Regions from separate parts of the Homo sapiens genome. Here all the other regions are linked to region 3. The links are chromatin loops, found by intact Hi-C in ENCODE. Cell type or tissue: mammary epithelial cell. All regions are shown on one strand. Region 1 overlaps ARL14EP-DT (ARL14EP divergent transcript). Region 2 overlaps ARL14EP-DT (ARL14EP divergent transcript). Region 3 overlaps ARL14EP-DT (ARL14EP divergent transcript). Region 4 overlaps LINC02755 (long intergenic non-protein coding RNA 2755).

What was found. Hi-C counts contacts between places; a loop is a spot of excess contacts. Peaks named below come from ENCODE experiments on the same cell type or tissue, not always from the same donor. Only the 100,000 strongest peaks of a DNase experiment are listed, where the experiment ranks them.
Region 1: a loop joins it to region 3, with 5 times the contacts of the local background. A loop is called at or near these places in 7 of 110 quality-filtered maps.
Region 2: a loop joins it to region 3, with 7 times the contacts of the local background. A loop is called at or near these places in 19 of 110 quality-filtered maps.
Region 4: it touches region 3 in a loop (5-fold over the local background); 19 of 110 quality-filtered maps call a loop at or near these places.

What each region holds. Positions count from the first base shown.
Region 1 is chr11:30,311,179-30,319,178 of GRCh38, forward strand. All of the region lies in intron 1 of ARL14EP-DT (ARL14EP divergent transcript), which reads right to left. Among named protein-coding and RNA genes, the nearest start is that of ARL14EP-DT, 7.8 kb to the right of the region's middle. In mammary epithelial cell, a CTCF peak has its summit at 3,646 (motif pointing left); no DNase peak of the experiment used is centred here.
Region 2 is chr11:30,127,330-30,135,329 of GRCh38, forward strand. The region is part of intron 1 of ARL14EP-DT (ARL14EP divergent transcript); the gene reads right to left. Among named protein-coding and RNA genes, the nearest start is that of FSHB, 100 kb to the right of the region's middle. In mammary epithelial cell, CTCF peaks have their summits at 1,180 (motif pointing right) and 4,422; no DNase peak of the experiment used is centred here.
Region 3 is chr11:30,192,363-30,200,362 of GRCh38, forward strand. The region is part of intron 1 of ARL14EP-DT (ARL14EP divergent transcript); the gene reads right to left. Among named protein-coding and RNA genes, the nearest start is that of FSHB, 35 kb to the right of the region's middle. RefSeq lists an enhancer at 4,956-6,155. In mammary epithelial cell, a CTCF peak has its summit at 4,439 (motif pointing left); a DNase peak (open chromatin) is centred at 5,699; H3K27ac peaks cover 1,296 bases.
Region 4 is chr11:29,444,526-29,452,525 of GRCh38, forward strand. The region is part of intron 2 of LINC02755 (long intergenic non-protein coding RNA 2755); the gene reads right to left. Among named protein-coding and RNA genes, the nearest start is that of LINC02755, 150 kb to the right of the region's middle. In mammary epithelial cell, a CTCF peak has its summit at 4,190 (motif pointing right); a DNase peak (open chromatin) is centred at 7,796.

The DNA.
Region 1 (8,000 bases), 120 kb after region 3:
TCACCACTGCTGTCAATCCTCTTTGGCTCCTGGCAACGACTGATCTCCTTTCTATCTCTATACTTGGGCCTTTTCTAAAATTTCATATAAATGGAATCATGTAAAAGACTACATACTCCATCTGGCTTCTTTTTGTAGCATAATGCTTCTGAGATTCATACATGTTATGCTTATCAGTAGATTAGCTTTTTTCATTGCTGAGTGTTATTCCATTGTATGGACATACCATTATTTTTTTATCCATTCATCATTCAATGGACACTTTGGTTCTTTCTTTTTTTCAATCATTACGAATAAAGCTGCTATGAGCATTCAGATCCAAATTATTGATTAGGTAGGTGCTTAAACTTGTCCCTGATAAATGCCTGAGAGTGAGATTTCTAAGTGATCTGTTTAACTTGTAAGGATTGTCAAATGGCATTTCCAAAGTGGCTGTACCCTTTTGCATTTCCACCTGAAATGTATGAGAATGTCATTTGCTCCATACCTCCTCTTAAGTGCTTGATTTTATCAACTATTTTTAAAAATTTTAGCCATATAATAGATGTGTAGTGCTATCTCATTGTGGCTTTAATTTGCATTTTATAAATGATTAATGATATTGAACATCTTTTCACATACCATTGCCACTGATATATTTTCTTCAACAAAGTATGTCTTCACATCTTTAGCCAAGTTTGTTTTAAATTGTGTCATGTCTTACCATTATTGAATTATAAGAGTTCTTGATATATTTTAGAAACAAGTTCTTTATCAGACATACGTCTACAAGTATTTTATCAGACTGTGTTGCTTTTCTTTTCATTTCCATTGGTGTCTTTTGAAGAGTGAGAGTTTTTCATTTTCATGAAATCCAATTTATCATTTTTTTATTTTATGGTTCCTGTTTTTTTGGTTGTATCTAAGAAAAATTTTGTCTAACCCAAAACTACAATGAATATCTCACATACTTGCTTCTAGACCTTTTTTTATAGTTTAGATATATTTGGATATGTGATCTATTTTGTATTAATTTTTGTATGTGGTATGACATAAAAATCATTGTTTACTTTTTTGCATCTGGATATTCAACTGTTTCAGTACCACTTTGTCTTAGTCCATTTAGGCTGCTATAATAAAGTACCATAAACTGGTGGCTTATAAACAAAAGATATTTATATCTCACAGTTCTTGAGACTATAAAGTTTAAGATCAAGGAGCTGGCAGATTTGGTGTGTATTCTCACATGGTGGAAGGAAGAACTCTGACCTCTTCAGCCCCTTATAAGGGCATTAGTTCCGTTCATCAGGACTCTATATCTGTGACCTAATTACCTCCCAAAGGTACCATTTCCTAATACCATCACATTGGGGATTAGGTTTCAACATATAAATTTGGTGAGGAAACACACATTCAGTTTGTAGAGTACTTACTGACTCATTAACTATATTGGGCAAGTTATTAGGTGGCAATTTCATATGGTTCAAACTAGCATTTGGTCTCTTTAATCTTCTTTTTCCCCCATATGAAAAACAGGAAGAGCTGTGGTACATATTACACAGGTGATTGTTGTGAAATTTAAATAAGATAATGCATGCAAAGCACTCCGTCCCCTGCAGAGCACATAAGTGCTCAGTAAAGGAGGATATGTTATAAAACTCATCAAGTCCTGACTATTGCAAAATATATCTTGAATTTATCTCCTCCACCTTATCACTATTTACTCATTCACTCATTTATTCACTTAACAACTTTTTATTGAATCACCATGTGTTCTGGGTACTAAGATAGGCATTGGGAATTCAATGGTAAACAAACTAGACATGGCCTGTGCTCCAGTGGGACTTTCAGAATGCAAGAGAAGACAGACTGTTAAATAGCAATTAAAATGCAAATAATAAAAAGTCATAACTCTGGGCTTTGCTCTGGCTAGTGAAATAATACATTTTCTATGTCCCATCTTCTTCCCCCAGGTTCCTGGGTAAGGGAACATAGGATAAGCCCAGAGATAAGAGAGAACTATTGAAGAAACTCCTGCCAGTGTGATCTATCTAAACCACATATCTGACCAAGTCACTCACTGTCTAAACCAGTGTAAGGCTCTTCACTGCCTTCAGGGTAGAGTTAAACTCTTTAAAATGACATATCTCTCACCAAAGCTCTTAGCACTCTTTCTCTCTCATTTTGTTTCAAAAAAACTAAACTATTTATATTTCTCTATACATGCCATGCTTTTTTATGTCTCTGTGGCTTTGCTCATGCAGTCCATGAAATGTCCTTCACCCTTCCTCTGCCTTGGTAACTCTTCATACCAGCTGGGATTCTCATGGCTGCAGAAGAAAGCAAGCCAGTTCAAACCAACTGGAGGCAAAAAGAGAAATTTACTGTAAGGATACTGGGATGCTTCCTGAAACAGAGAGCAAGGACGTGATTGTATATCTATTGTAGGTAACAACAGAATGCATTCTCTGGAAGACGCATTCTCTTCAGTTTGTCTCTGCTTCTCCCTGTGCATGTCAATGTGACTCACATTGTGGTTATTATTGGTTTTCCTCTATCAAATGGCAGAAAACATAGCAATTGACAGTTCTCAAGCTTCAGTGAGTCCCATGTGGAAAAATCCTAGGGAGGGACATTGATTGCCTCAGCATGTTTCATGTACTCACTCATGGCCCAAACATTTGGGGCCCAGGGATGCAGTGTGATGATGTACAGAATAGCTGCTCTCACCATAACCATGTGGATGGGGGAGGGAATAACCCAGAAAATTTTTGGAAAAAATTACAAAAACATTATAGATATTTTTGAGATTCCTTGAAAAAATGTCATTTGCATAAATGAATTAATATAAATTAAGCATAAATAAGGAATCTCAGCTCAGATGACCCTCCTCCAGGAACCACTCCAGATTCCCTTTATTGGTTTGGGTGCCTGTGTTCTATGCCCACTTACTGCCTCATGAATATGTCTAACACTACTGTTAACATTTTTGATCATCTGTTTCTGTGTCTGTCTCTTACGAATTCTTAGAGGACAAGTATGTAGTATATTCAGTTTTGTACCTCAAAATTTGAAGATACAGAAAACAAAGCAATAGTGAATGTGGAAATGTATTGAAGATTTTTGGAAGAATGAGTAGGTGATTACTTCAACTAACTGGCACTTGAATTTTATTTCTAAAACTCTCATTATAAAAAGTCATCATTTTCAACTTTCTTTTGAGTCAATGTACATTTGCCCTCTTACATAGCAACATCAAGTCATTAATGAGATAATCCCAAACCTTGTTATTACATCGTAACTTTCTCTTAGCAGTAATTATTGGAGGTGAGAGAATCTATATTAATTGACTTGATTATATATAATATTTAAAATCACCTAATTGACACAATTATTATAGAGAAAAACATGTGAAAGCCACATAAATAAACTCCGACTATGCTTAAGAACTGTCTAACCCAGCTCATTTGATAGCCTATTGACCAGTGAGTTAAACAAAACTCTAATTCAATGATAGCAGCATCCTCTGCCCTTTCCAAAAGTGCAGGACAGGATAATATTATCTCATGGTCAAGAAATGTATTAAATATGTGGAAAAATAAAATGTAAAAGAGCATGAGGAGAAACTTAGTGAAAATTAGCAAAACAATGTTCTGTTCTCCCTCTGCTGGCTTTTAGGCAGTATTGCTCTTCAAAGATCTGTCCAAAGGCCCATATGAAATTTTTTCAAGGAATCTCAAAAATATCTATAATGTTTTGTAATTTTTTCCAAAAATATTTAGAATGCTCATAATGTTCATCTAAATAAGCTCCACCAAAGCTAGAGCATCCCCACCAAAGCCATCATTACCTTCTCTTCTTATCACAGATAATGACTAATACAAAATAGATAGAACAAGTAGAATCTAGTGGCTTGACCAATTTTCCAAAAGAGCAATTCAAAAGAAGTAATTGATATTAATATTATAAATAGATATTATGTTTTCTAGTTTTCTAAGAATATGATTCTTACAGATTGAGATGCAGCCTGATTGAGTAGGAAAAACACTGCATTTTTAGAAAGACAACCTGGGTGTGAGTCTTGACTATCCCTATTACTTACTGGTTGTACAAGCTTTACAGATTGTCATTTATATGTTAGTTGTATAACATTACCATTTACGGAACTAAGTCTCATCAACCTCTAAATGAGGAAGCTATGCAACAGAATTGTTAAATCCTTTTCCAGTTCTAGTTTTTTTGTTCCCAGTGCTGTTGAATTATTAATTTTTAATAATTAATTTCTGCATTTAATTCACACCATTTTGGTCATTCGAAGATGTAACCAAAATGGTTCCTGTAACCATCAGCTTCCTTCCTTGACGTTGTGCCAAACACACTGTGGACACCCAGATGAATCCTAATTGACACAATAATGATTGTGATGGCAATAAAGAGCCCTGGGGTTTTTATTTGAGCCAAATTCTTTCCTAGTTATATGGCTAGTATTTTGAATAGCAGCTGTGAACAAATCTGTATTTCCTTCCCCTACGCCACCCCCACAACAGTCTGAAATCTTTACTTTAAATGAGACAAATCAGAAGAACTGCTGAAAAACACAGTTTCAATCTGTCCTTCTGCCCAGTCATTAGTTAAATCCCCTATATCACATTTCTTTAAATCAACTGACTCTTAAATATTGTTATAAGGAAAGCAAGGCCAAGGTGGGTGTGAGGTTAGGGGATACTAGTTCAAATAATGACTCCACTTCTTTTAAATTTAATACCCATCTTTCCAGATTGAAATATACCATGTCATGAATGAGATAATACATGTGAGCTTATCATTCCAGTGTTTTCAGACATAACTGGAGGTCCATAAATAGTAGCAAGAATAATTATAGCTACCACTTATTGAGAACTCACTATGTGCCAGGCACTATGCTAAACTATATATATAAAAAGTTATACACAAACACACACACATACACAAACACATATTCATTTATTCCCCACAAAAACCCTATAAGGCAGATGCTACTTTCTCTATTTTACAGATAAGAATTTGAAGCTTAGAGAATTAATGTAATTTCTACACATTATCCTACTAGTGGCTAAGCCAGGATTTGAACCAGGCAGTCTGATTCCAGAGCCCACTTAGAGTTTTGTTTCATGCCCCAAGGAGGATACTGAAGCTTTAGAAAGCAATTAGTTACGCACCCTCCAGAATAACTAAAATGAAAGCCAACAATAACAACTGAGAACTCCAAGTGGTGGTGAGTATGTTTATGAGTGTAAATTGGTGCTAGAAGGAATGTAAATTGATGCAACCACTTTGAAAAACTCTTCAGCAGTATGTACTCAAACTGAACATACACATTGCCTATAATCCAGCAATTCCACTCCCTACTACATATCCAAATGAAAGTGTAAATGTATGTGGACCAAAAGACAGAATGTTCAAATGTTTGTTGCAGCATTATTTGTAGAAGCCCCAAATTGAATGAACCCAATGTCCATCAACAGTGAAAGAGATAAAAGAAAATGTTGTCGGTTTCACGTAATAGAAATACCACTCAGCAATGACAAATATTTAATTGCTTACGATGTCATACAGCATCAATGAATTTCAAGGACATAATACTGACCACAAGAAGCCAGACACAAAAGAATATATGTGGTACAATTCCAAAGCTCAAAGTCCAGAAATAACCAAAACCAATCTATGGTCAAAGAAGTTAGAATGGTGGTTACCTTTGGTAAAAGGTGCTCACAACTAGGAGACAGCATACAAGAGACTTCTGGGGAGCTCATAATTTCTTGACCTGGGTAGTGGTTATACAAATATAAAAATGTATCAAGCTATAGACTTAGAACTTGTGTACTTCTTTGTGGTATGTCAAAATTCAGTATGAAAGCTTACACAAAGGAAATGAAAACAATTACTAAGAATTCATTCCCCTCATTCCCTTTCAGAGTACATGCCATCTCATCCCAAACTTGGGATTCTTGCATGCAAATGTTTCTCTTTTTTCCTAATTCTTGGCTCCTTTGCACTTTCCCAAGTGCGTTTAATGAGAAGCTGTGAATTTCTCACAGGAAACTACCTCACTAGCTGATATCCTAAACTTCAGTTCCACTCTCTGACCACAACTGTTCATTGTTTCAGTTTGATCACAGATTTCACCTCCTTGCCTTCAATTTTGATTTTGAAAGCTCCATTTCTTTTCATTCTCAACCAGCTTTCCCTCTTTCGTTCATTTGTTTATTTGAAGAGATTTATCACTTCAACAATTCCACTTACTCAACTAATAGTGCTAGGCTCCTGGAATACTATAGTAAATTAAACTGACCTTATGTCTTATCTCATGATTCTCACCATCTAATGACTTCCATGAAAAAACCCTAAACTCTCTTGTCTCTTGTCCTTCTTACACATCTAACCGTCAACTGCTCTTGCTTAAATTAATTCTGTTGTCTGCCTTCACTGGTCCCACACAAGGGCAACTATACACTAGGAGAAAAATTGAAATTTTCACATCATTAATTTATGTCTCTGCATATTCATGGTCTCTAACTTCATCTAGGTCCTAAATGCTGTTCTATGTCCCTAGCAAGCTTTCTCTTTATTTTTCCTAACCTCTAATTGAAATTTAGCATTTCATTTATTTACAAAAGGCAGGCAACAAATAATAGTATTAGCAGTGCCTATTAGTACTGCTGCAGTACTAATAACTTTGTTTACAGTGTCTATAACTTTGTCACCAACAGAAATCACATAATTTTTTGTGTCACATTATAGTTGTTACAGATATCTCAGGATATATTCATATTCATTACTACTTTGCAATTATGGTAGTTATTAGATTTGACACCAGACCATGCTATTGTATGCATTAGGATAAGTATTGTAGCATTTTAAAAAAATATGTTTTTTGACACTCCTCCCATCAAGAGGTAAAGATTATGTTTCTTTCCTGTGAATCTGGGGCAAGCTCAATGACTCCCACATAACCAAGAGAATTCAGTGGAAGTGACGCTATGTGTTTCCAGGGGCTAAGTCATGAAAGGCAAAGAGGCTTTCACCTTGCTTCCTGGAGCACAAACCCTGGGAGCTCTGAGACACCATGTAATAAATCCAACTACCTTCTGGCTGTCATGCTGTGAGGAAGACCAAACTAGCCTAAGCAAAGAGCCCACGTGGAGACAGAAAGAGAGAGAGAAAGACCAACCTGGCCCAGCTCCTACTGTTACTTTGATTGGTAGAAACAAATAAGTGCTTCTTACAAGGTCTGTCAATCTGCTCCTGCTTATGGGAAGACAAACTATTCCCAGCCCTGTGTAAGTACTAGAAACTGTTTGGCCCACTGCTTTTTGGTGTCTTTTCCCTAGCCTCGTGGAGTTTCATCCTTCCATTGCACAGATAAGTACTCAGAGCCAAAGGGAAGTACGCAATACAAAGGAACACTCTTGCAGATGTCCAAGACTCTCCTGTGTGCCATGTCCTCCTCTCAGATACTCTGCCCATCAGCCTCTCCAACTTCCCATCTCTGTCACCTCCATCTCTGTCGCCTCCATTTAGTGAAATCACCGGTTTTTGTTTGGGTTCCCCTCCCTGTTCTAGGCTCTGGACACTGCCTCCAGATAGTAAGCTGGGGTCATTATGGAACTTAATTCATTCGTTTCCCTTCTCTCAGGGATCACGATACTGCACTGCCTGTTGGCTAATGTCTGAAAACAATGATTTCATAGATACATACATATATGTGTATATGTATATATACAACCCTTTCCTAAATATGTATAAGTATACATACTTATGATTTATATGAATGTATATATGTGTGTATATATTATATATCTTATACATATTATATATTTATAATATATATTTTATATATGTATATAAAATATAAATATTATATTTTATCATATGCATATATTTTATATATCTATATATTTATATATTATATATAACATATTCAGTATATAAATATATATAAAATGATATATACATATCATATATTTTATATTATATATATG
Region 2 (8,000 bases), 65 kb before region 3:
TCATTTCATATAAACTATGGAATTAACTCTCTCTGAGCCTAGACACAGCTTCATAATTTTACTTTCAATACTATCCCAGGCAGCTACTTCCAATCAAAGCCAAAAAATATGATGAAAACTATTTGCTGTCCCTATTGGAGGCCAACTACAGGGTCAGTCATTAGGGAGGTAACTATAATCTGACTTTGGGTTGGGACTCTTGGAGGCCAGGTGCAGACCAAATGGGCTACCTGGTCAAGGGGACTTTCTGTTTATAACCCAACCCCAGTGAAGTTCCATCACTAATAAGAAATCAAATCATATTCTCAAGCAAGTAACAAGGGAAACTTCCATAAGGATTACATGACAGTGACACCAAGACCCAAGTGCCTACTCTTGTGAATAGGCATGCATGAGTAGTTCTTGAAAACAAGAAACAGTGAAAGTGCCTAATAGGCTACATCACTTCGTTACTTAGCTCACTTGCCAGTCCTGGGGCCAGATCTTCAAGGTTTTCTTTTCAAAAATTCTTCCCCCCTTAATGTTCTCACTTAACTGGTCTTCTCAAAAATGTCTACTTAGAGGAGAACAGACCCAGAGCAATCATGGAAATTAGGGAGGTCATTAAGATTGCTTGGGCAGATTAAATTGGGTGTGTTGGAGATTTGAACCTCTCTTTTTAGGAATAAAAGGAATACAGCTGCCTTTGTCAACCTGGACAGCCTTAGGTATTAATGTGTTCATCTCTTCTGTGTCTGCTTTTCCACATCTAGACCATATGGTAGAATAAACATATATTGTAATCAAGCTCTAAATCCAAGGACAAAAGCCCATCATCCTGAAGATTCAAGGAAACTAAATGCTCCCCAAAAGTTTCCACTTAATTCCTATCCCTGGGGTAAACTATGCATCTGGAGGCATTGACACAGGAGGGGAAATCTGACCCTAGAATCTAATGGGAAATGAGTGGTATTCTTTTTATCCTTAAGCATTGCAATGGGCTGACTGTGCACATCATCTTACATTTCTCTTAGCTTATATATCCTTCTCACTGCTGACTCATTTTCTGAATTTATGTCCACCAGACATCACCATGGGATCCCCCAAAGGAGCAAGGGATGAGAACTCTGCCTTCAGATGCTCCGATTTGGGAAGCTTCCAATTACCAGCTCATCCTGTCGTTCAACAACATTTGCAAGTGATCACCTCTAGAGGGAGCTAACCCCACTGTCTTATTTCTTAATGTAGTAGGCAAGGAATTGTTAAATATGGAAATTTTTCAGTATCCAAGATTTGATAAATTATTGGGCATTATTATTTGTCTCTACACTGGCCCTATAATGATGCCTGAGGGCAGTGATGTGGGAAGGCAATTCATCCATGAAGGCAAAGGAAAAAGCTACTTGCAAAGAAGAAAGACTTGTAATTTTCCTCAGCTCATAAACACCAACTGCAGGAAAAAATAATGGCTGCATTTTGCTTTCCTAAATTGTTCTTCAAAGGGATACTGTTTTCCTCTTCAAAGTTCCCTTTTCTTAACCTTAGTATATGTAATTGCACCTTAAAAAAACATTCGCAGTTATGGTGGTAGAAAAGGAAGGCCATAAAGAGCAAAGGGGATTGCACAGTCTGATTTGACCTTCAGAATTTATCAATCTTGTCACACTGAAGTTTCCTCTGAGATGCAGACACTTGGGCTGGTGGGCTCTAACCAATGCAAGGCTAAGAAACAGCTATATGGAATCTGCAACTCCTAGATATTTTGTTAAGACTTGGCTGGTTCTCTGCAATATTTTCGTGTTTCACATAATACTTGGCTAAAAAGAATAGTAAATAATGAGCACCAAAAGAATCAGATAGAAAAAGTATAGCTTCAGGCTGACAGCTGACATGCAAACCACTGTTCTCTGCAGGTAAATGGGGCGCCTAAATTACAGCCTGGGAAGGAGAGAAACAAGGAGGTGATACTGCCAGCCTGCTGCAGCTCCAAATCCCAGAGGCATCTGGGTTGATACTGTACAGCAATGCCAGAAGGAGTGCTTGGGGATGGCAGAGAGGTTCCTGGAGGCCCAAACCCTCAGTGAAAGGAACTGAGCTGTTTTACAGTTCCCAAGGCAGGATAAATACTTAGCCAGAACAGAAATAACCTCCTTTACCTCTTCCCAAACACCTCCACCCTCAACTGTACAGGGCTTATCAGGCTGAAGACTTGGGGCCTCAGCCTATGCTAAAAAGGAATCCCTTGTGTCCTAACTAGTGAACTGAACAAGCTTAAAGGATGACTGGGATCAGGGGATTAAAAGAAAAGAGTGGCTAAGGGACTGTATTTCACCTGCCGTCACCCTGAGGCCAAAAAAAAAAAACATATTAGGAAGAAAAGACATTGGAACCAAAGCAAATCCAAAATGGTATGTCTCAGCCCAAAAATATCTTGTGAAAACTGCAGTGACCTCTAAACAAAAACTGAAAACCATATAAGGTGATAAGATTCTTAGCTGGGATCCTGGGAGAGTCACACTTGGATCACAACAATGACCTCCCAGCCAGGGTCCCTGCCACTAGTCACCCTTCTCTGAGTCCATCCTGCACAATGGGGGCAAAATCATCTTACAGAACTTTACCTTGATCATGTTATTATCCCTGCTCAGGAAAAGTAAGATGTGTACTTGCTGTAACTCCTAGAAAGTAAGCTCCATCTATGTAGCTGTCCTTAGTCCTCAACATAGAACTAAGCTCAGGTCAGGATATGTTCCCTTAATCTTGGACCAACAAGCCATAAGGAGGCCCAACCAGAGCAGTAAGAACGTGTGCTTCAGGGTCCAAGAGACTTGCTTCCAGTGCCAGCTCTGCATTTGACCACTGGCAGATTGTATTCACATTTTCCCTGTCCCATCAAATTTAATTTTCCCAGCCCCATCTGTAAAACAGCTATAATACCAAACCTCACAGTAGCTGTCATGAGAAAATGACAAAATGTGCCTAAAATGCCCAGAATTATTTAATCTGGCACTTGCTGAAAACTCATTGACAAGATTTTTTGCTTATTAATCATGTTTTCCAAATAGTCTGTGATTTGCTCCTTGTGCTTTGATATTTAAAAATTAATTTTTAAAAAGGAGACAATTGTATTACCTTATTAAAACTAGGGAACAGCAAAAATGTGTCTTGCAAAAACAGGCCAGATTCTGATGAGGGAGGATAAGGCTTGGAGAAGTTCTAAGGACAGGTTACAGCTGTATTTGTTAACTGATTTCTTTTTGTTTGCAAATTCAGTACACAAAATCTTCCTAGCTGTCCTCTGCCTTTTCCATGGCATCCTAAACCATTCTGGGACCTCAAATGACTATAGTAGTAGCATCACTACAAGAGGGCTAAAATAGAAGGCAGGAGCCTCAACACACACAAGAGCCTACTCCACAGAAAGTTCTGATACTGAAATACCACTGTGTTGGGTCCATAGTTCTTGCTTATACAGTTCATTTTTCTTCAAACTGTCATACAATGTGACTAGGTTGACAGCATACAGCTGGTTTTACACCTTTGAAGTTCTTCATTAGAAGCCATATTTCACATGAACATAGCTTAGAGCCATATTGTGAAGATACCATGTGAGCTGTGCATGAGGCTGTGTGGAGAGCTGCCAAGCATGATATTTTGTGTTCTGTGTTTCTGCATGCTTTGTATCCTAGAAGCTAAACTCCCATTTGGCTGTTCCAGTTTCTTCAAGGGATGAAGTTAGGTTTCCATCTTTAAAAAAAAGCAATTCATAAAGGAAATGAATTTGAAAAGGAGATTACATGGTGGTCATCATCTTGATACCCAAATTCAAATGTCTATTAATCTCCAGGGCATAAAAGACACAGAAAATATCTCCAGGGTATAATAAACACAGAAATGATAACATCTAAAGAACAGAAGAGAGCGAGTAAACGTAGAATCAGAACAAGCGACTATTTTAAGAAAACAGAAGATGACTGATAAGTGGAAATGGTAGATTTGTTCTATTGAAAAATACCAGTATATTCTGGAAATAACAGGAGAAGAAAAAATAAAGAAGTTTCATTACTATACGTTTTCAGAAGCAAAGAAGCACAATCCAAAAGGAACTCTCCTCTTAACTTTGTATATAACATAGAACAATAAATGACTGCTGCAAAGGAACCAAAAATACAATAATTTGATAAAATGAATATTTTAGGGAGAAAGAGAGGAAACTTTCACCATTAGGAAACCAAACATCTCCTTCTGCAGCTGAAGAGACATAGTTTTCAAGTGGCGAGGGAAAATGAAAAATAACCTCATTTAACTATGTACTCATCTGTTTTGTTTTGTTTTTTTTTTTGCACCTCACAAACTGATCCAGTCAGCAGAAAGGACTATGGGTGTTTTTGAGCCCAGAGTCCACTACATCATAAACATAGGGCTGTTTTAAACCAACACTGTGTGGAGCTATTGCCTTAACAGAGTCTGATGGTCAAGGCCTGAAACCTGGATCTGACTCAGACTAGGAAACAAAAACAGTAGGCTTCAGAGCATGCCATAGACAGAGAATTAAACAAAACCTGGGAGAGGGCTCAAATTTTCAGAAGGAAACCGCTTCAGCAATTTGAATCATTAGTTTACCAAAGCCTAGTAAGAGAAGAGGCTTTTAGGAAACTTCTAAATAAACTTTATAGACCCAAATTAAATAGGTTGATATTAGAACCTTGGGAAAGATTCAGAATATCCTAACCACTTACAATATTTCTGCCAACACCTTTTATTCCTCTCTTGCTCCTTCTTCTTAAATGCCTCTGATTTCTTACAACCCCAGTACTCAGTACTAAGCACTCTGGACCTTCTCCACATTATCTTATAAAAAAAGTGCATCCATTCTTTTAAATACTTGTTTTATTTTACAGTTAGTGTCTTTTGTGTCCTCTCCTGCAGGTCTTTGCTTTGTCTGAGGTCACAAAGATATGCTCCCATGTTTTCTTCCAGAAGTTTTATAGTTTTAGCTTTTACATTTAGGCTCCATCTTGAATGAGGCTCCATCTTGATCCATCTTGAATTAATTTACATATATAATGAGACATAGGGGTAAATGTTTATTTTAGCCCAGTTGCTCAAGCACCATTTGTGGAGAAGATTTTACTCACTGAATTAACTTGGCACAATTATTGAAAATCAGTTGACTCTATATATGTGGTTTTATTTCCAGACTCTATTTTGTTCTGATGATGTATGTGTTTGTTTTTATGCCAGCACCACACTGCCTTGATTACTGTGAAAGTTATAGTTATCCACTCTTAGGTTTAACAGATTACTTGATGCAGAGGCCTAAGACCTAAATTCTAATGCAAGTTTTGGCATTAACTAGCTGTGAAATTTTGAACAAGTCATCCAGTTTCTCTATTACTTAATTTATTAACCTGAAAAATAAGAGGGAGTAGATCGGGGTTGAAAATTAAAATACTTGGCAGGTAATGTAACAGAATTAATCTGGAAGGTATGATGCAATTCTACAACAGGGAGTGATGGGTATTGTATCAATGTTCATATCCAGTCTAAACATGAAAGTTACCATCCAGACTAGCTTGCAAGAATGCAAACTTGCTACTGCCACACCGTCTGATTTTTCCAGAGAAACCAGAAACCTGGATTTGTTATGGGAAATCTGATTTTTAAGGCATCACATAGGCCAAATAAAACATAGAAACTCAGTCTCTGAACTGCCAGTTTGAGACCCTGGTCTAGCAAATCTCTCAGAATGCCAATTGTTTGTTTGTTTGTTTGTTTACATAGTTACTGGGAAGAACAAACGAGGGAACATAAGAAAATGCTTGCACTGTACCTGATATAAATTCTTTTTTTCACATTAAACATTCTCTAACTTGTATCCCAAATCTCTACCACTAGCCCTGCATTTCTTGCAAGCAAAGAGTCATTTCCTCCCTTAAATCCAACTATTAGCTCACTCTCCATTGAGTTCACAATCTGGCCTGTGTTGGAATCTTTCGGTTACTCCCCTTCCCAGACGCTTTCTCCACCTTTTTGCAGCTCAGTCTGTGCTCAGATACATTGAATTATGTGAATTTTATGGACAGGCTTTTTTATCCTGTGGCTTCCTGTTGTGTTTAGCCAATGTAGACATCAGCAAAAGACTAGAGGGTGAATGAAGGGTGAGATTGGTGTATTTACATTCCCAGTGCCCCACCTGCTAAGTCACAAGGCTTGACTTTGGCCTAACGTCATAGCTGTCTTCAGGCTGTTCTCTCCATAGAGCCATAGTCAGTTCAGGCTCCTATAACAAAGAGAACTACACACTCGGTGACTTAAACAACAGAAATGTATTCCTTGCAGTTGAAGACTGAAAAGCTCATGGTCAAGGTGCTTGCCAATTTGGTTCCTGCTAAGGGCCCTCTTCTTGGTTTGCAGATGGATGCCCCTCCCTGTTGTATCCTCACATGGTAGAGAGATAGATCTTCTTTCTCTTTTCTCTTATTATGATCACATTAATCCCATATATGAAGGCCCCACCCTCATAAACTAATTACCTTCCAAAGACCCGACCTCCAATTGCCATCACACTGGGGATCAGAGCTTCCATATATGAACTTGGGGAGACACAAACCATTCAGTCCGTAGTAGCCAAACTTTTCTTTGGGTTACATTAACCGTTTTTTCCTGTTGACCCTTCAGGCCAAGAGGCAGTTAATAGCTCTCATGTCCTTTTAAATTCTGTTCACTCACTTATAAATCATTCAATTTGAGTGTGCTATATCATCTTGAGACCCCTAAACTAGCAAATCTTCCAGGATGCTAACGGTTTTTTTACATAGTTATTGTGAAGAACAAATGAGGGAACATAAGAAAATGTGTGATCATTGTCTAATACACCAGCTTCTCACCCCAGGTAGAGCCCCTCTCCTCTGTTCCCTTTCTAAACCAATGGCGCCACTATCCTGCCTATTAACGAGGCATAAAGTGATGGCCCTCTATGAGAAAGGGAGGTTCCCATAGGATCCCTCTCCCTCACTCACCCCTAAAAATGAGCAGCCAGGAAAAGGAGAAACTTGGCCTGCCAAGAGTAGAAGGATTGGTTAAGTTCAAGGTACTGAGTTGGCTACATTTTCTAGGAGTGGAGTTTCGAATTGAACTGATTTTGTGGCTGGAATTTCTCTTCCCTCTTTTCTACTAGACCAAAAAGATTAGTGTTCTGGGCTGCTCCGTGCAACCCTTCATTCTATCCTCTGTGAATATTCTCTCTTCATTCATGCCTGGAGCCACCAGCACTTTCCCCTTGCACTGGGTACACCTTAAATTGGTTTTTTGACACCATCCGTGGAAGATCTGCTATCCAGGCTGAACCTCATAAACATAGATAGCTGTTTGACTTGCTTCAGATCTAAGCTATATATAGGCTGCTTCTGATGTCTTAAAATTTTTTCCACATGGTTCACCTTAGCTTCCTAGTTTTGCACTGGAGCTTCAAGCAGAAGCCTCTGCTAATAATAGTGTTACTGTGTTTTCTCTTGCCTCCTTTGTCATGTACCCTTGTTTCTAACCTGCCTGAGAAGCAGGAGATTAGTATGGAAAAGAGCAGAATTTGTAGACTCCTGATTATACTAATGTAAAGTCCCAATTCAACATAAATAATCAATACCAAATTCTTGGCATAAATTTTGACTCATGCCAATTCTTCATCTCCAGTATTCACTCTACCAGATGCCCTTAGTTTGTTGCTTCAAAATGCCACTTATATCACTCTCCTGCTCTACATTCTTATCCCCACTGTATTCATCTCAGTTCCTGAACAAATGATGACAACTTCTGCCCCTTCCAATTCATCCTGCCCCACTCTGCCAGATTCAACTTTCTTATAGAATGCTTCCATCATATGACTCTTTATAACCTATTACTTCAAATACAAATTCAGTGGCACAGATTTTAATGATCTCCATAATATACACACCCAATCTCAATTGTCCTAGAGATCATGCATGGGAGAGAGCAGTCTTTTCGGTGCTTCATCCACATGC
Region 3 (8,000 bases):
AGAGTTGCAATGTATGTTAGTATATTTTGGGTTCTGAGAAGTCCTGCAATAAAGAAACCTGTTGAATTTTATTGAACTAAGCATTTTCCAAAACTTTTTGCTATGGACACTTCATTTAGAACAGGCTTTGGGCAATACTAGCTCCTATTAACACAGTGTTTTTAAAGACATCAGTTTGTGAAATCAAGCCATTAGCTGCACTTTTCCTTAGAAATATCTGTTAAACCTCCCTCCCCACTTCCATCTTGGGCTTGTATCATTGGTTTGTTGAAAGTTTTGGCAGAACTTTACATTTTTTTCTACTCACTCTTATCTTGTTAGCTTTTATCTTGCTGTTTTTTATTCTAGCTTATAAAATGTGGGAAGATCTTATGATTAAGTGTTCATCTCAGGTTCATCTCCTGAGAAACTATTAGCTTAATTTTATTTTGTCTCCTCCAAGAATTTGGCAAAGATACTAGGGAGAACAGGTTCAAGGATAGGACAAGTGCTGCTCTGAATCATTTTCTAATTGTCTGTGTCAGTGATATCTAACAACTGTGAAAATAATTCTCACTAACATGTTGGCAGGGACAAATATTAAAGTTAAATATTCTTTCAAATATTTCAAATATTTTTATAGGAACCTTATGAAGACATTAGCTTTGATGGAAAGAAATATTGGTGTTATTACAAGTACCTACTAATCAGTTGGTGGCTACCAGGGGCATGCTTTAAGACAGATTTGGAAGCCACCTCTAGGATCTATAGTTCCTGTCTAGATATGAAAGAGGAGTTGGAGTGTGTCACAGTATATATGTCACGTATTTGCCAATTCTGCCTAAGGACCTTATCCGAAAACAAAGATTTTTTTTTTTTTTTCTACTCAGCCCAATGGCAGGCTTTGCAGACATTTTGGATAAAATAGGATTTTGGAAACTCTTAGCTTGCTTTCACCTAATCTGTCCATACCTAGCATTACTCCCAGCAATGTTTCATTGATTAGCTGGATAAAATTTCTTTAGCAAAGCACAATTTATATTAACAAAGCATAAATTATAGTTTAATAAAACTGCCTTAAACCCAAAGCAATGTAACCAAAGTCATCAGAACCTGTAGTCATAATAATGCATAAAAACAAAAAACAGAAACCTAGGTTGCTGTTTTTTCCATTTGCAAAGAGCAATGGAATTCTATTAAAATAGAGCTTATAGTAGTATTTCATATTCAAGGGTGTTAAGGTTAAAATTATGCCAGGGTCCCTTCTAAATAATATTATCATATTTTAAGAGGTATATTGAAAGTTTGTTTTTAAAGGAATATTGAGAAACTACAGTGTCTTTGCACCACATGAGTAATTGTGGAAAAAAAATGAGCAGGATAAGACAAATGTCCTAAAATATTTGATTAATGAAATGTGCTTTGTTTCAATTGTACTGGCAATCACTAATGATAACCAAATCCTTAGGTCAAGCCCAAACATTTCCCTTGTTCTCCAGACCTGTATTTCCAACAAACTACTAACATTTGTCTCTGTGGGATTACAGAGACATCAAAATCCGCATGTCTGAAACTAAACTCATTATATGGCTCCTCAAACTAGCTCCTCCTTTATTATCTATGTTGGGAAAGCTACTGACTGCTCCTCATGACCAAATCAGAAACATGGTATCATCTTAGACACTGTCTTCTCCTCATCCCCACCACCAGTCCTAAGAAAATCCAGGTGCTACAAAAACACTGAATAATAATAACAGCAGTAACTTATACTTTCTGAGTGCTTCTACATACCAGGCCTCATTTCAAGTGCTTTACACACATTAATTTATACATTGTCTTAAATATTATCCAAGTCCACTTTCCCTCCACTCCATTCCTACTGCCAACTTCCTAGTTCAAGGGTTCATCATTTCTCCATTCAATCATGACAATAGCTTCTTAATCACATCTCTTGCTCTGGCCATTCCAATCGATAATCTCTCCTTCATGCTGTGGCAGAGGCACTTTCTAAAACCAAACCGTAACCTTGTCATTTCTCTGTTCAAAATCCTTACCTGGTTTTCTGTGGGCTATAGGGTAAAATTCAAATTCCTTAGTCTGATGATGAACAAGCCTTCTTCAGTTTGCATTCTTTTTACTCACCACCTGCACTTGATTTATAAATCACTTGGATTTCCTAAAACACAGGTGCAGATTCACTCCCCAACCCCTGCCTTCTCACATAAGTCTCTATAGAGTGATATGCCTTTCCCTGCTCTATCTTGTCTTAAAAAAACTCAGAAAACTCAAGAGATCATTTCATTCTTCAAATTCCAGTTCATACTTCACCATCTTTTTGAAACTTTCTTTGGCTCACTCCAAAGTGCTAGCTCTGTATTTGTATTTACTTTCTTTACAAATCAGCCTCCCCTGATAGACAGTGAGCTCCTTAAAAACAAGTTTAAAAACTTTGTATGTTTTGATATCCTCAGGGCCTGGCTGTGCAGCCTCCTTTCAGAAATTAAAGTTATACTTTATGGACAGTAGGACTATATAACCTTTCTTCTGGTTCTAATGTTCCATAATAATACATCCTTCAAGACATAACTATATATAGGGAATGCTTGATATTACAGAGATATGAATCCCACCTATCCCTCCAGTTGCTCATCCACAGCTTTCTAAAGATAAAGTGTGGGTAAGTGTACCAGACTGCATTTCCCAAAAATTGCCACAACATCTCCCATGCCACATGTGCTTCTTACAAGGTGACATTGACAATTTTCCCATTGAGAGGCGTGACTTATGTTCCTTCCCCTTGAATCTGGGTAAGCTTGTGACTACAGATGGAGTATACTATGTGACTTCCAAGGCAAGATCATAAAAGGTGATACAACTTCTGTCTGGGTCTCTCAAGATACTCACTCTTGGATTCCAGCCACCATGCTGTGTAGAAGCCCAACAGTCACAAGGTGCTGCCATGTGTAAGTGTCCCACCAACAGCCCCAGCTGAGCTCCCAGCTCCTCCAGACATATGAGGGAAAGAGGCTCCAGATGATGCCAGCCAGCAAGTCACCCAGAGAGTCAGAGTCTTTCCAGCTCAGCATCCAGACATCATGGGACAGAGACAACTTGACCCTGCTGTGCCCTTTTCAAATTCCTGACCCACAGCATCTTGAGTGTCATATAATGGTTGTTCTTTTATGCCACTTTGTGAGGGGTGGTTTATTATGCAGCAATAGAAAATGATACAACAAGCAATAAGTTAGGCCTACATTTCTTACACGACTCTTAGAGAAACCCTAGGGTTCTGGGGGATACCACTAAGATTCCTAAGGAAAAATCATAAAGGCAGGGGTGAGGTAGTAGTTCTGTGGTCACTGCTATTATGTCTGCTTCTTGATCCCATTTATGCCTAGTGTTCCATTATTGGAATGCTAAGCATGTGGGAGTTATTTATTTCCTACTGCTCAAGGTCATCGCCAAGGTCTGATTGTAAAAATTCAAAAAATTGCAAACTCAGGCATAAATGGGTTAAAGATTGCCATTGTACAAGAGCAAATTAATAGTTTTGAGAAGTCCAGAAGGTACAACACAAAGCACCACTTATGGAATTCCCCAAACGGATTTGATAACGGACTCCTTTTGTTATAACACACAAAACTTCCCCAAAGAAACAACTGTTCTAGCATTCGTATTACAGTCTGAAACACTGGGATACATTAACTCAAACTCACCAAACCAAACTATCCCAAATGTTGGCCAATTATGTTGTTGCTAAGGCCCTGTACTCAGGAGGGACAGCCTTAAATAAGAAGCATTAAGCAGTCAGGTTGTGGTTGAAATGGCTCAGCCACTACATTGTGCTTCCCTTCAGCGGTTACTATAGGAAAGCTGCACCTGAGAGGTAAGAAGAGGAGGGCGGGAAGGCATTCAAAAGACCCTGTGCATGCATATTTTTGCACAGAGTGTGCACACCCCAGTTTTAGCTGTACTAATAGTAGCATGGGGCAAGGAATGGCAGGTCTACATGTGGTCAAGGAAAGGAAGGAAGGGAAAACAGAGAGAAACTTGCTCAAAGGGAGAAGGAATGCACTTTCAAACTGTGGATGCCCTTGTTTTTCTGCACAGCTCATTTTTATTTTAAAATTAGAACAATTCAATAGCCAGAGCTAGAAAGTGATCCTCAGATGGCCCAGAACAGTTAATCTTGGTTGCTTACAGGCAATGGCAGCCTTGGAATCAGTGAGCTGGTCTCACACTTGGGGCTTGAGGCTAAAGTGGCATTTTCAGTTCTCAGGTTTCTCATCCACTTATGTTATTAATGTTCTGCATCAAAACACCAGAGCCTTGCTCTTTCAGCGTGATTCAATGCTGATAGCCAGCAAGGTGGTATACAAGGTTATCCAGCATCTCGTTCACAGACCCTGGCTCACAACAAGGATTACCTCTGCTGTGGGTGTGCACCACTGCCACCTCGTGGCCACCTTCCCAAAGCTCACTCATTCCTCAACGTGGCCTTCCAAGAGTCCCGACTGCTGCGACTTTAAGGGGGTGAAATTCTCCAGGCCAAGAAAGGCAAAGTAAAATATCTTCAGCTTTATTTCAAAAATGGCCACCTGCTAGCACCTCAAGATTACCTTTAATTTAAAAATCAAGAGGCAGACCATATAGCAGAAAGCTCCTGGACTTTGTCTAAACAGAGCTGGATTTGGAGTTTAAAGATGGGTGGTTCTGAGCAAATCACTGTATACCTCAGAGGCTCTATTTCTTCTTAATATTTCCCTTCTTAAAACCAGGGAAATATTATATATTAAGAAGTATTGTAAACATTGTTAAATATATGTGTGTATACACAAGTTAATATACACATATATGTGTGTCCATATATATTATATATGTGTATCTAGAATATATTTGTATATGGAACAAAACATTTAACTTTCACAGTCAGTAAATTCAGTAAATGGATATTTGCAGTATGTGTATGATGTTTCAAGAACAGAAGGGGAACAAAAGCCACTGTCAATGTATTACTCTGCAAAAGAACTATGTGATCTTCAGTCTTTGGCATGGGGTGAGGGTAGAGAAGAACCAGGCTAACTACTGATGCATCATTCTCTTTACTTCCCACAGTAGATCTGTGACTTCAGTATAATTTTCCCCCATTTGAGGGATGAGTACATTGAGGCTTAATGAGGCTGAACCACTTGTGCATAGTTTATAGTCAGTAATAAATGGTGGTATCATGATTCTAGTCTAATTGGTCTGGCTCCAAAAAGTGAACTCCTAAAAATTTGACCTTTTAGAAAGTATATTAGGCAAACTACAGTATCCTAGGTAGTGAAAAAAGGTCAAAACTGATGAGAGCTCAAAACCCAGTTAGTGCAGGGTTTGCAATCTGAGTTCCGTAGAGAGGCCTTAGTTGTCCTGGTCACCTCACTCCTGTCATCATTCTCCGTATCAATGATTTACTGTCACAATGATGCTGAGTATCAAATGATCACAAAGCCCTAATGGCACAAAAACCAAAAAGCATTTGTTGATCACAGGTCTGAAGTCAACTGGATTTTGGCTGGGTAGTTTTAGTGATCTATCTGGGCTCACTCACATGTTTGAGGGAGGCTCAGTTGCTAGCTTATCTAGGATGCCCCAAAGGAAGATGACCAGGCAACTTAGATCTGCTCCTAGTTCTCTTATCCTCCGGCAGGCTAGCCTGGGCATGTTTCTAAGCAAGAGAAGAGGCACAAAAGCAAAGGCAAGTCCAGTCACGCAAATACTTTTTTCAACCTTCTGCAACATCCACTAACTGAAGAAAGTCACATGGCTGAGCCCAGAGTCAGTGGGAGGGCACTGCAAAGTCTATGGCTGTGTTAGTCTCCTGGGGTTGCCAAAACAATTACTACAAACTGGGTGACTTAAAACAATAGAGACTTCTTCTGTCCCAGTTCTGGAGGCTAGAAGTCCAAAATCAATGTGTCAGTAGGGTTGGTTCCTTCTGGGGTCTGTGAGAAGAATCTACTTCTCTCCAAATTTACAGTGGTTTCCTGTAATCCCTGGTGTTTTTTGACTTGTAGACACATCACTCCAATGCCTGCCTCCATCATCATATGATGTTCTCCCTATGTGTCTGCATCTCTGTTTTCTCATGGTATAAGGACATCAGTCACTGGATTAGAGACCACCCTAATCCAGGATGACTTCATCTTAACTAGCTGCAACCACAAAGGCCCTATTTCCAAATAAAGTTACATTTGGAGGCTCCATATAGACATAAATTCTGGCAGGACATTACTCAACCCAGAACAATGGCAAAGGGTATGGATACGGAAAAGAATGAGGAATTGAGTCCTTCTTGCATAAATCACACTATCACATTAGCTATAGAGTCTTCATGGTTTTCTATTTTATTTGAAGTGGATTTGCTACTTTAAAAATTTGAAAATTAATGGTCAAGAGAATTTTTTTCTTTAAGAGATGAAGAAAATGAAATCCAGGGCTAGAAAGTAGATGGCCCAATTTAATGGCAGAGCCAAGAACAAGACTCAAGCCTCAGGACACCAGATCATCTCTCCTTCCACAACTCTGCAATACTATACAAGGAAGCAGTTCCATTGCTGTTGCTCCTACTGTTGTTGTTTTATAATAGAGTAAAACATTGGGCACTGTGCTAGGTAGAAAAATGCCCTCTCCTCCACCTCTAAGATGTCCACATCTTGATCTTTGGAACCTGTGATTATGTTAGGTTACACAGCAAAGGGGAGTTAAGGTTGCCATCGGAATTAACATTGTTAATCAGATGGCCTTGAAATAGAGGAGATTATCCTGAATTATCTAGGTGGGTCAAATGTAATTGCAGTAATTCTTTTTTATTATTATTATTATACTTTAAGTTTTAGGGTACATGTGCACATTGTGCAGGTTAGTTACATATGTATACATGTGCCATGCTGGTGTGCTGCACCCATTAACTCGTCATCTAGCATTAGGTATATCTCCCAGTGCTATCCCTCCCCCCTCCCCCCACCCCACAACAGTCCCCAGAGTGTGATATTCCCCTTCCTGTGTCCATGTGATCTCATTGTTCAATTCCCACCTATGAGTAAGAATATGCGGTGTTTGGTTTTTTGTTCTTGTGATAGTTTACTAAGTATGATGATTTCCAGCTTCATCCATGTCCCTACAAAGGACATGAACTCATCATTTTTTATGGCTGCATAGTATTCCATGGTGTATATGTGCCATATTTTCTTAATCCAGTCTATCATTGTTGGACATTTGGGTTGGTTCCAAGTCTTTGCTATTGTGAATAATGCCTCAATAAACATACGTGTGCATGTGTCTTTATAGCAGCATGAATGGCAATCATTAAAAAGTCAGGAAACAACAGGTGTTGGAGAGGATGTGGAGAAATAGGAACACTTTTACACTGTTGGTGGGACTGTAAACTAGTTCAACCATTGTGGAAGTTAGTGTGGCGATTCCTCAGGGATCTAGAACTAGAAATACCATTTGACCCAGCCATCCCATTACTGGGTATATACCCAAAGGACTATAAATCATGCAGTAATTCTTAAAAGTAGATGAACAAGGCCAAATAGAAGCAATCAAAGGAAGATGTGGCCACAGAAGAGAGGCACAGAGAGATCGATGTTGCTGGCTTTGAAGATGGAGGAAGGGGGCCACAAGTCAAGGAATGTGGGTGACCTCTGAAAGCAGGAAAAAGCATGAAAACATTCTTCTAGAACCTCCAGAAAGTAACATCGCCCTGCCAACACATTGAATTTAGCCCACTGACACCATTTTGCACTTCTGGAACTGTAAGGTAGTAAGTTTGAGTTGTTTAAGACACTAAGTTTATGATATTTTGTTACAGCATCAGTAGAAAACTGATTTTAGGTAGAAATGCTTTTAGCTGCAAGTGTCAAAAAAACAAATAAACACAAAAAACTAGTGACCTCAATAACTATGGACTTATGATTTTCAATAACGAGAAGCTTGGAGTTAGTGGCATGGTAGTTCAGCTACTCAATGATGTTACG
Region 4 (8,000 bases), 750 kb before region 3:
GTAATTTCTTTTGCCATGTAGAAGCTCTTTAGTTTTAGTCCCACTTGTCAGTTTTTGCTTTTGTTGCAATTTGCTTTTGGGGACTTAGCTATAAATTATTTGCCAGAGTTAACGTCAAGAAGGGTATTTCCTAGATTTTATTCTAGGACTATTTTATAGTTTGAAGTCCTGCATTTAAATCTTTAAGCCATCTTAAGATAATGTTTGCATATGGTGAGAGGTAGGAGTTCAGGTTCATTCTTCTGCATATGGCTAGCCAGTTATCCTAGCACCATTTATTGAATAGGGAGTTCTTTCCCCATTGCTTATTTTTGTTGATTTTGTCAAAGATCTGATGATCGTAGGTAGGCAGGTTTATTTCTGGGTTCTCTATTCTGTTCCGTTGGTCTATGTGAGTGTTTTTGTATTTAAAACAGAATTGGAATTTAACTACAACCTGCTTATACTCTAAGGAATTTACACTGGCCTTTTCACTGAATATGCATATCACTGTTGGAGACAATCTGTGAACTTAAGAAAGTAAGATTTGTTACAATGTGGTATTTGCTTAAGGGGCCTCCTGTTGCACAAAATAAATCAAAGAAAATATTCTCATTACAAAATAGCAGTTGCTGAGGGGAGACTCAGGTCCCATGAAAGGGATTGTGTTGGGTATTCCTGCTCAAGTGGATCCTCCTCCCCGAACACACACCTATTTTCTTAGAGTTTTAAAATCTACTGGGTTCCTGCTATAGGAAGTTAATTTTTCAGTTGTGATACTAGTTGATATGGTTCAGCTATGTGTCACCACCCAATTCTCATCTTGAATTGTACTCCCATAATTCCCACATGTTGTGGGAGGGACCTGGTGGGAGATAATTGAATCCTGGGGGCGGTTTCCACCAAACTGTTCTCGTGGTAGTGAATAAGTCTCATGAGAGCTGATGGTTTTATCAGGGGTTTCCACTTTTGTGTCTTCCTTATTCTCTCTTTGCCTGCTGCCATCCATGTAAGATGGGGCTTGCTCTCCACCATGATTTTTAGGCTTCCCCAGCCAACTGAAACTGTAAGTCCAATTAAACCTCTTTATTTTGTAAATTGTCTAGTCTTGGGTATGTCTTTATCAGCAGCGTGAAAATGGACTAATATAGTAAATTGGTACCAGTAGAGTGGGGCGTTGGTGAAAAGACACCTGAAAATGTGAAGGTGACTTTGGAACTGAATAACAGTCAGAGGGTGGAGCAGTTTGGAGGGCTCAGAAGAAGACAGGGAGATGTGGGAAAGTTTGGAACTTCCTAGAGACTTGTTGAATGGGTTTGCCCAAAATGCTGATAGCGACACAGACAATAATGTCCAGGTCTTAGGTGGAGAAGAGGAACTTGTTGGGAACTGGAGCAAAGGTGACCCTTGTTATGTTTTAGCAAAGAGACTGGCAGCATTTTGCTCCTGCCCTAAAGACTTGTGGAACTTTGAACTTGAGAGGAATGATTTAGGGTATCTGACAGAAGAAATTTCTAAGCAGCAAAGCATTCCAGGGGTGACTCAGGTGCTGTTGAAAGCATTCAGTTTTAAAGAGGAAACAGAGCATAAAAGTTTGAAAAATTTGCAGCCTGACAACGTGATAAAAAAGAAAATCCCATTTTCTGAGGAGAAATTCAAGTGGGCTTCAGAAATTTGCATAGGTAATGAGGAGACAAATGTTAATCCCCAAGACAATGGGGAAGACTTCTCCGGGGCATGTCAGAGGCCTTCACGGCAGCCCCTACCATCACAAGCCTAGGAGGAAAAAGTGATTTTGCGGGGCCAGGCCCAGGTTCCCTGAGCTGTGTGCAGCATAGGCACTTGGTCCGCTGCGTCCCAGTCACTCCAGCCATGGCTGAAAGGGGCCAGTGTAAAGCTTGGGCCATGGCTTCAGATGGTGCAAGCCCCAAGCCTTGGCAGCCTCCACATGGTATTGAGCCGGTGGGTGCACAGACCCATAGTCGAGAATTGAGATTTAGGAACATCCACCTAGATTTCAGAAGTTTGCTGCAGGGGTGGGGTTCTCATGGAGAACCTCTGTTAGGGCAGAGCAGAAGGGAAATGTGGAGTTGGAGCTTGCATACAGAGTCCCTACTGAGGCACTGACCAGCGGAGCTATGAGAAGAGGGCCACTGTCCTCCAGACCCCAGAATGGTAGATCTACTGACAGCCTGCACTCTATGCCTGGAAAAGCTGCAGACACTGAACACCAGCCCATGAAAGCAGACAGGAGGGAGGCTTACCCTGCAAAGCCACAAAGGCGGAGCTGCCCAAGACCATGGGAACCCAACACTTGCTTCAGTGTGACCTGAATATGAGACAATGTCAAAAGAGATCGTTTTGGAGCTTTAAGATTTGACTTCCCTGTTGGATTTTGGACTTGCATGGGCCCTGTAGCCCCTTTGTTTTGGCCAATTTCTTCAATTTGGAATGGTTGTATTTGCCCAATGTCTGTTCCCCCATTGTATCTAGGAAATACCTACTTTGCTTTTGATTTTACAGGCCCATAGGCAGAAGGAACTTGCCTTGTCTCAAATGAGACTTTGGACTGTGGACTTTTGAGTTAATGTTGAAATTAGTGTAGACTTTGGGGGACTGTTGGGAAGACATAATTGGTTTTGAAATGTGAGGACATGAGATTTGGCAGGGGCCAGGGGTGGAATGATATGGTTCGGCTATGTGTCACCACCCAATTCTCATCTTGAATTGTACTCCCATAATTCCCACGTGTTGTGGGAGGGACCCAGTGGGAGATAATTGAATCATGGGGGTGGTTTCCACCATATTGTTCTCGTGGTAGTGAATAATGTGATCTGATGGTTTTATCAGGGGTTTCCACTTTTGTGTCTTCCTCATTCTCTCTTTGCCTGCTGCCATCCATATAAGATGGGGCTTGCTCTCTACCATGATTGTGAGGCTTCCCCAGCCAAGTGGAACTGTAAGTCCAATTCAGCCTCTTTCTTTTATAAATTGTCTAGTCTTGGGTATGTCTTTATCAGCAGCGTGAAAACGGACTAATACACTAGTTATCAAACTAGTTCATAAGCAAGCTGGCATTATCTGCCTTGAATTTTTTTTTTAATTCTCTGGAGCAAATGCTCCAATATATGAACAGGACCATACAATGAATGGGAACCTGTAAAGATACAGCCCCAGAGTATAAACTTTGTTTGTGAAGTACTCACAAACAAAGCAAATGAAAAAATAAAAATAAAATAAAATAAAATAAAACTGTTCACTATAATCCAGGGAAATTAGTTAATAGGGAGAAATATCCTGGATGCTATGTGATCTGAGGCATAGCATCCTAATTTTTGATACTTGGTTTTCTTATTTCTGATAAGAAGTTAAGACTCTAACTTTCTCTCCTTACTTTATCATTCTGTAATTATAGAAGAATCCACAACAAACCCTTTTTTTATTTTTTTCCCTTTTAAAGCATCACATTAACAGTTTTAAGAAATATTAACCAGGTACTTCCTCATAGACTGATTGTCCTGGAGCTATGAGGGAAATGTAGTTGTTGAGCCAGGCCTAAGGAATTTCAATTTGAAAATGAGAAAACGGGCAATGAAACATACACAAATGACAACAATACAGATAAATATATTGAGTAGAACTGTCATGAAGGTGGTGACACTGAAAAAGTTATGGAAACAGCTGTCCAAATCTACCTAATTCCAACAAAATCATTGAGAAAATATCACTTCAGGAACAGTTGTAAATGGAAACAGTGAGAACTTATTTCATCACAGGAAGTTTCTGAAAGTCTCAAAAAAGTATTTAACTTTCTGTAACCTTTTTGGAGACTCATGACACTCTGGTAGACTGATGGTCCCACTATTTTGATGGACTCATTTTAGTCTGGTTTGCTTACACAACCTATGTGCCTTAAAATAGGCCCCATAGCAGCAGCTGCAAATCAGACCTGTAATTAAGGGGCCTGTGGCTGAAGGACATTCAAGACAATAACATGTGCGTAATGAATATCCTCTTGCTACTTACTTGAAAACATTAACTAAAATGCATGTGGCAATTAATGCTGAAAATTTTGAACTGAATACTCAAAAATTAAGATCAACAAAGAGTCTGTGATATCCATACAGAAAAATGGCCTGTTTTTAGTTTTCTCCCTTGTTAAAGAAAATAATTCGCCTGCCATGCTCCAAAGGACCAGAAGACGGCAGAAGATGCACATGGTTGAGAGAACCCAAACAGCTCTAGATTCTGTTATATAAAGTAGCCTTTCAGACAATATCTTACTTATGCTTTGCTGAAGCTTAATTGTTTTAGTCTTCATTCAAACTTTTTCCTTAGAAAATTAAAATATGTGTGCAGGTTTTAATTTTACCATATACTATCAATTCTAAATATTAATGATTCTACTTTTTGAAGAATGCTATATATTAGTTCCTAAGGTATAAAATAACAATATCCAACAGCCATTAAGTACTTAAGTGAGTGGTAAATTTTCTAAGTGCTTCACAAACACAATACAGTAGGCAGAATTCTAATATATTCTCCAAGATTTTGCACCTGCTAGCATACATATCCTGCATAAGGGCATGAATTGTGAAATGAATTTGATGGATTTTATACTTGTGAGTAGGTTATATTTTACAGTATGGCACTGAGTGTATGGTAAGGAGATTTTCTGGGTGGACCTGATGAAATCACCTGAACCCTTTAAAAGAGGAATTTTTTATCTGGCCAGTAACTGAAGGAAGTCAAAGATTTGAGGCATACAAATTACTTGACATATCATCATTGGTTTAAAGATGGAGCAGGCAGTGCATCAAGGAATATAGGTGGCCTCTAGGAGGTGAGAGTGACCCCCAGCAGCAAGCCAAAAAGGAAACAGGAATCTCAGTATTATAACCACAAGAAGCTGAATTCTGCTAGCAAGAATGAACTCGGAAGCAGATTTTTCCCTGGAGCCTCTAGCAAAGCGCTCAGCCTGGAATGTGGTTTGATCTCAGCCTTGGGATAATACCCAAATGATAGAACTGAATTATGCCATGCCATGCCTCTGACCCACAGAAATGTTGAGAAAATAACTGGGTGTGGTTTGAAGATTCTAAATTTTTTAAATATTTGGTAATTTGTTACACAGTAATAGAAAAATAATATAAATAAATTCATTTGATTCTCATAACAGCCATATGAATTAGGAACTATTGTTCTTATTTTAAATCTGAGGAATTGGAGATATAGAAAAGTATAATAACTTGTCCAAGATGGCACAAGTAGTAAGTGGAAAAGCCAAGATTCAAAATAAGGCAAATGAATCCTGTATTCTCATACCCCAAGCTTGCTTGCTTTCAAAGGGAAATGCCAGCAAATTCCAAGCAAAATACTTGAAATATTTAAATATTTCAAAATATTGAAAGTCAGGCAGCAGGGCAAAATTCATCATAGGTTGACAGAAAGACTTCCAGCACACTTTTGAAACTTATTTTCAAAATAAAGACTTAAAAGATGTAGTGGAAAGTAACTGGCATGTCCTTTGGGACACACAGACACATATGTCCTTAAGGACAAAGGCATCAGGCAATCCTGCCTTCATCATTTGCTGCATCAGCTTGGGGAAGTCACTTCACCTCTCTAGATGGGAATATGGTAGCTGATACGTTTTCCTCTATGTCCCCACCCAAATTTTATGTTCAATTATAATCCCCAAAGTTGGGGGAAGGACCTGGTGGGAGGTGATTTGATCATGGTGGCGGATATCCCCCTTGCTTTTCTTGTGATAGCGAGTGAGCTCTCATGAAATTCAGTTGATTGAAAGTGTGTAGCACTTTCTCCTTCACTCTCTCTTCCTCTTGCTGGCTATGTGAAGAAGCAGAAGCCTGTACGGCCAGCAGTAGAACCATGAGCCAAGTAAACCTCTTTTCTTTATTAATTACCCAGTCTCAGGTATATCTTTATAATAGTGTGAGAATAGGCAATACACCACCCATAAATAATACCATGAAATCACTGTTGTGTTATTCAGAAACTATTGGATATAATGGTACATTTAACAAATATCAAGAATGTTTTTGAAGATTACTTAATGAAACAGTAAAAAGCTCTGACAAAATGTTCAATAAAATCAGTATTTACAAATATATTACATATATATATATATGTAATGGGCTCACTTACATAATTTTAAAAAGTATATAAACATACCCACTGAGTTATTTGGGAAAAAATTAAGGAATACACTAAAACATTAAACTTTTAGTGTTTTAGCACTACATACGATTTTTAAAATCTTTTATTCTACTGAAATATCTGAACCTACTATAATTAATCAAACAAATATTTATTGAATGTATGCTGTATTCTTTGCTTACATGAGTATTTTTAGAAAAAGGTATTGTATCTTTCTGAAAGTTTCCTTCTATCCCTTCAATATCTATACTCAGATCTCCGATACTCCTACCATGATTTTACCCCATCTAATACCTGACAGCCAATACCTTTATGCTCATCTCCCCCAGTAGATTGTGATAATCCTTTTTTGCGAGGGACGATGTCTTGTCCTATTGTATTTTTAGCACCTGGCACATAGTAGGATCTCAAAACGTCTAATTTTCTTTCTTATTTGAATAATAATAAAAATCTTGAGAAATAAAGTCAGATAGTTATCAGGACTTGTTGAATTTTTGGTTATGTTTTAAGAATAAAGATCTTTCCAATGATATAGTTGTTTGCTGTTTTCTGGAGCCTATTATCACAATGAAAAGGCTGGCTGTTCTCCCATAGGAGCCCCTGCTGGCTTCCTACTAAATACTCATTCCTAAATTAACCACAAGCATGCAGATTGTATCTGTAAACAAAGTAGTAAATCTAAAAGTAAAAGTAATTATGTAATTAAAATGAAAAAGATAATAATTAATTTAGAATGCATTCATTTTAATTGAGTAAAAGAAAAATATGATGGCCGTATAGAGAAGGTGTTGAGAGAGAAGGAGGGAGGGAAGGTGAGAGGCAAGTGAAGGGAAGAGAAAGATGGCACTGATTTAATAAAGACCTCAGTATTAAAAAGTACCAGTCAGAAATCAGAATTTAAAGCATATCATAGCCATGTTGGCATTGACCCCACACAGAAGAGTTGAAAGCATCTCATAGATGTGATGGCATTGCTCCTAGTTTTTGGCTCTTGGTGAAGAAAGACTATAGGATCAGCCGATGAAAAATTATTCCATAAAGAATATATCATCAATAGGTATTTTATAAGGTTCCTTTCCTGGGAAATGTCATAAATTGCCATAAATTTTTGAAGAGGTATCAAAATTTTCTTTAGGTCATATTTTTCTGATTCTATAACATCTTGATCAGTGGTCACATGTCATCACACAAAGATAAGCAGAAGAATGACATGTAACCAGAATAGATTTTGAGTGGCCTCAAGGCTTTGCTTGTTAATTACTGTCATGAACTGAATGTGTTCTTCCAAAATTCATATGTTAAATCCCTAAAGAGGTAACTACAGTTAAATGAGGTCGTAAGCATGGGGCTCTATTCCAATAGGACTAATGTCCTTATAAGCAGAAGAGATAACAGTGCTCACTCTCTCTTTCCTTCTCTCTCTCTCTCCTCCTCTTTTTGTGTGCAGAAAAAAAAGGCTGTATGAAGACCCAGAAACCTTCGGACCTGAGAGAAAATTAATTTATGTTGTTAAAGTCACCTAGTCTGTGGTGTTCTATTGTAGCAGTTTAAGCTGACTAATAGACTTACAAAGATCTTTGTGGTAGCAAAATCTCAGTTCAGTGAGCAAACTCTGTGTGATCAGCTGTATTTTCTCAGGCAAAATGATTCAGTGTGACTTGTCTCCTCTTCCTGCCTCATTTCCTAGTCTGGAATCAGACAGACACTGCCAAGATCTCTTTACTTAATTGGCTCAGAACTGAAACACAGAGTATCTAGGGGAGTTAAGAGGAAAGCCTGGGGGATGTAAAGAAAGAGTCACTTTCTGCCCCTGTGTCTCTGCTCATGAAGGAGGAGGGGTC